Linked DNA regions of Homo sapiens: region 1 is linked to region 2. Evidence: read pairs that join two places in POLR2A ChIA-PET (ENCODE). Cell type or tissue: HepG2. All regions are shown on one strand.

Evidence for each region. ChIA-PET counts read pairs that join two places held together with the same protein. Peaks named below come from ENCODE experiments on the same cell type or tissue, not always from the same donor. Only the 100,000 strongest peaks of a DNase experiment are listed, where the experiment ranks them.
Region 1: POLR2A ChIA-PET joins it to region 2 with 5 read pairs; 2 of 35 experiments call an interaction of 5 or more read pairs at or near these places.

What each region holds. Positions count from the first base shown.
Region 1 is chr3:47,373,871-47,376,370 of GRCh38, forward strand. No RefSeq gene overlaps it. Among named protein-coding and RNA genes, the nearest start is that of PTPN23, 5.9 kb to the right of the region's middle. In HepG2, no CTCF peak of the experiment used is centred here; no DNase peak of the experiment used is centred here.
Region 2 is chr3:47,953,591-47,956,090 of GRCh38, forward strand. All of the region lies in intron 3 of MAP4 (microtubule associated protein 4), which reads right to left. Among named protein-coding and RNA genes, the nearest start is that of MAP4, 62 kb to the right of the region's middle. In HepG2, no CTCF peak of the experiment used is centred here; a DNase peak (open chromatin) is centred at 1,221.

The DNA.
Region 1 (2,500 bases), 580 kb before region 2:
TTGTCGAATTATTAATATGGCTGCCAAATAGTGATTTTCTAATTTTATCCTTCCTCATACCTCATACATCTATTAGTTGGCTTTTGGTTGTTTGTTTGTTTTGTGACGGAGTCTCTCTTGTAGCCTAGGCTGGAGTGCAGTGGCACAATCTCAGCTCAGTGCAACCTCTGTCTCCCGTGTTCAAGTGATTCTCCTGCCTCAGCCTCCCAAGTAGCTGGGATTACAGGCGCCTGCGACCATGCCCGGCTAGTTTTTGTATTTTTAGTAGAGACGGGGTTTCACCATCTTGGCCAGGCTGGTCTTGAACTCCTGACCTTGTGATCCACCCACCTTGGCCTCCCAAAGTGCTGGGATTACAGGCGTGAGCCCCACTGTGCTTGGCCTGATTAGAACCTACTTAATCCAGTATGACCTCACCTTAATTTGATTATATCTACAAAGACCTTATTTCCAAATAAGGCCATATTCACAGATACTGGTGGGGGATGCCAAGGCTTCAATATATCTTTTAAGGGGAACAATTCAACCTGTAACAGACTCCAATTTGTTTTTTTGTTTTTTGTTTTTTTCATATGGATGACCAGTTAGCCTGCATCATTTATTCAGTAGCCATCCTTCCTCACTGGCCTGCAATACTACCTCTGAGTCCATTAAGTAGATGTGGATGCCTTGGGTCTATTTCTGGGTTTTCTGTTCAGTTCTGAGGGTCTAATGTTGCATTCCTGAACAAACACCCACACTGTCCCAATTACTCAGCTTTCTAGCAGGCCTAGATATCTGGTAAAACAAGTCTGCTCATTTTGTTTCTCTTCAAGACTGTCTAGTGGCTGGGCACAGTAGCTCATGTCTATAATCCCAGTACTTTGGGAAGCTAAGGCAGGAGGATTACTGAAGGCCAGAGTTTGAGAACAGCCTGGGCAACATAGCAAGACCCTTCTCCATAAAAAATTTAAAAATTAGCCAGGCATGGTGGCACACACCTGTAGTCCTAGCTACTTAGGAGGCTGAGACCAGTGGAGTACTTCAGCCTAGGAGTTTCAGGCTGCAGTGAGCTAGGATCATGCCACTGCACTCCAGCCTGGGCAACAGACCAAGACCTTGTCTCTCAAAAAAATAAAAAAAAAAAGAGAGATAGATTGTCTAGGCTCTTCTGCGGTCTTTGCTTTTCCATATAAATTTGAAAAACAGTATGCCAACTTTCTCACAAAAAAACTTGGGAGTTTGGCAGGAATTGCACTGAGCCTATGGATCACATCTCCTCTTCCAGGTTCCAGGAAACCTTCCCTCCTCACTAGCCCCATTAGGCTCTCTGTCCCCTCTGGTTTCACACTATCCCCACCCCATTCTGTGGGGGTGATCTGGCCCCCTTGACTGGCCTGAATACCGCAAACCACAAGGGTATGTTCCTTTCAAAAGTCTCCTTCATGTCTCTTGCGTGTGTCCAGACCAAGATCTGACTATGACGACCCTGAAAGCTAGATCTGAGTGACACAGTCCTCCTGTCTCCACTCTCCCCTCTACAGAGCCCAGAGTGTTGTCTTAGGAATCCTTGGTAGGGCTCTTCCTCTAATCCCCTACTCAGTCTATGTAACCCTTAAACAAACTTAGGCCAGATCATATCCCTAGGTCTATTCAAACCCTCCCCATGGTTCCCCAGCTTGTCCAAAGAAAACCCACGTCCTCATCATGGTCTTCGAGACCCAACTCCATCTGCAACCACCCCACTCCATCTGCAACCCCTCACCTCACCCCTCCTCATTGCCTCTGTGACTCCATCTCCTCTATTCTACACACTCACTCGACCGCAGACACTCTGGCCTCCCTGCTGTTCTTCAGGTATGCCAGACACAGTCCTGGTTCAAGAACTTTGCATTTGCTGTTCCCCCTTTCTGAAACATACTTCCCCTAGTTATGCCCTGTCTTGCTCCTTCACTTCGTTCAGATCTCCGCTCAAATAGTATCTTCTCAGTGAAGCCTCCCCTGACCACCCAATATAAAATTGCATTGTCCCCTACCTATACTCCCACCTTCCTCTCCGTTTGATTTTCTTCCAACCACAACAGTTGTTGCCATCTAACATACTGTCTATTCTTTATTGTGTTAATGTCTATGTCCCTCCCTAAAATGGGACCTCATGTGGGCAGAGCTCTTTACCTGTTTTGATCAACAGCACCTAGAACAAATGTCTAGGACACTGTGGGTGTTGAATAAATATTTGTTGAATAAAAGAACTGAGAGAGATGAGACTCATGCCCAGCCCAGACTCTTTTTTTTTTTTTTTTTTTTTTTTTTTTGAGACAGAGTCTCGCTCTGTCCCCAGTCTGGAGTGCAGTGGCATGATCTCAGCTCACTGCAACCTCTGCCTCCCGGGTACAAGCGATTCCCCTGCCTCAGCCTCCCAAGTAGCTGGGATTACAGGTGCCCGCCACCATGCCTGGCTAATGTTTGTATTTTTTAGTAGAGATGGAGTTTCACCATGTTGGCAAAGCTGATCTTGAAC
Region 2 (2,500 bases):
TCCCTAGCAAGATGTAGAAGAGGCAATTCAAAAACTTAGGGAGATAGAAATGTTGGAATGGATTTTTCATGTGTAACCTATGTTGCAAAAAAAAGCTCGGAAGATAATCCTTTCACTCAGGCATTGAGAAATCCATTAGTGAGGTGGGCATGGTGGTTCACACCTGTAATCCCAGTACTTTGGGAGGCCGAGCCAGGTGGATCACTTGAGGCCAGGAGTTCAAGACCAGCCTGGCCAACATGGTGAAACCCCGACTGTACTAAAAATACAAAAATTAGCCAGGTGTGGTGGTGCACAACTGTAATCCCAGCTACTTGGGAGGCTGAGGCATGAGAATTGCTTGAACCCAGGAGGCAGAGGTTGCAGTTAGCCAAGATCGTGCCACTGTACTCCAGCCTGGGTGACAGAGTGAGACTCTGTCTCAAAAAAACAAAAAAAAAAACAAACAACAACAAAAAAAGAAATGCATTAGTGAGGGGATCACCTTCATCCTTGAAAAGCTCTGTGGTTGCTCCCCTTTGCAGTGTGTCCCTGTTCCCCTAGACATGGGTTGGCAAACTTTATTTATAAAGGGCCACAGATAAACATTTTAGGTTTTACAGTCCCTAAGGTCTCTGTCACAACCCCTAGGTATGGCCATGGGAAATGCCACCACTAAGTGGGTTCCCTGATTTAAAGGGGTAACGGGATCCTAAAATAACAGAGGCCAAGTAGCAGCATGTAATCACCAAAGACAAGGTGGGAAATCTACTATAAATACAGTAAAGTTGTACTGGTAATCAGAACACCTTGGCCCACCAGGATCTTTGGCAGTAATTGATCACACAGTATTCCACAAGCAGCCTACCAAAACAGATTCATCTGTACAACTGAAAAAAACTCCAGCTCTGGTAGTAAAAACCTGACTAGAAAAGTTTTGACCTCTCATCTAATTTCTAGACCCAAGTCAATTAACAAGCCCAGGTCCCCTGAGGAAAAACCTGTAGTGTTCCCACAAGTACAAGTACATACTGTAAATCCTCATCCAAGCTTCCCCAAAGGCCATTTACTAGAGTGACTACGGATTAGAGAAAAGGAAATACCCAGACCTTTCAGGGATTACTAATTCCTGGGGACTCAAAATGCTACTGTGGCCTATCAGTCAAAGTGAGTGCTGACAGTGGTCAGGTAATAGATGAAATGCTTAGCTCAAGTCCACCTCACAGTGGACCCCATAGTACAATGGGCCTACTTTGTTGTTATCTCCTCAGTTCCTGAATAAATACTTGGAACAGACATACTTGACTATTGGCAGAGCTCCCATATTGGCTTTCTGACCCAACTGATAAGAGTCATTTTAATAGTAAGGGCTAAATGGAAGCCCCTAGAACTTACCCTCCCTACTAAGATATTAAGCCAGAAGCAATACCACATCTCAAGAATTAAAGAGCTTAATGTCACCATCAAAAGACTTGAAAGAAACAGGGTAGTGATACCTATTATATCTTGATTTAACTCGCCAGTTTGTCCTGTGCAGAAGTCAGATGGATCTTAGTGACTATCATAAACTCGTGGACTATCATAAACTTAATCTGGTGATGATTCCAATTGCAGCTGATGCCCCAGATATAGCATCTTTACTGGAGCAAATCAACATGGGTCACGGCACTTGGTATACTGCTATTAACCTGAATAATGCCTTTTTCTTCATACAAATCTGCAAGAACCACCAGAAGCACATTGCTTTTACCTGCCTTTTACGTGCCTATGAATCTAGCCTCAGGGCTATGCCATTCTCCTACCATAATGTAGCCCACAGAGATCTTGATCGCGTGACATTCCAAAAAAATAAATAAATAAGCACGTACACACACACACACACACACACACACACACACACACACACACACACTAGTCAACTATACTGACATTATGCTAATTGGGTCTGATAAATAGCAAGTAGCAAATACGTTAGATGCTTTAGTAAGACATATACAAAGTAGTTGATGCGAGATAAACCCTACAAAAATTCAGAGACCCACTGCAGCAATGAAATGTCAGGATTCAATTGCTCAAAACATGTCAAAATTTCCCTTCCAAGGTGATTAAGTTGCTCTAATTAACATCACCAACAATGAAAAAGAGGGTACAATGTTTGGTAGGCTTCAACCCAGCTACAAAGTTACCTACAAGGTTGACAGTTTAGAGTGGGTTTCAGAGCAAGAAAAGATTCTATAGCAAGTTCAAGCTGTGGTTCAAGCTGCTCTGCCATTTGGGCCTTATGATCTGGCAGATCCAATGATACTTGAAGTGTCCATGGCAAATAGGGATGCTGAATGGAGCCTTTAGCAAGCAAGAATAAGAGAATCACTGCCCAGACTTCTAGAATTTTGAGAAAATCTATGCCCTCTTTTGCAGAAAATTATTCACCTTTCAAAAAATAGTTTCAGGCTTGCTATTGGGTCTTGGCAGAGACCAAATGCCTAACCATGGGACATAATGCAACCACGTGTCCTGAGCT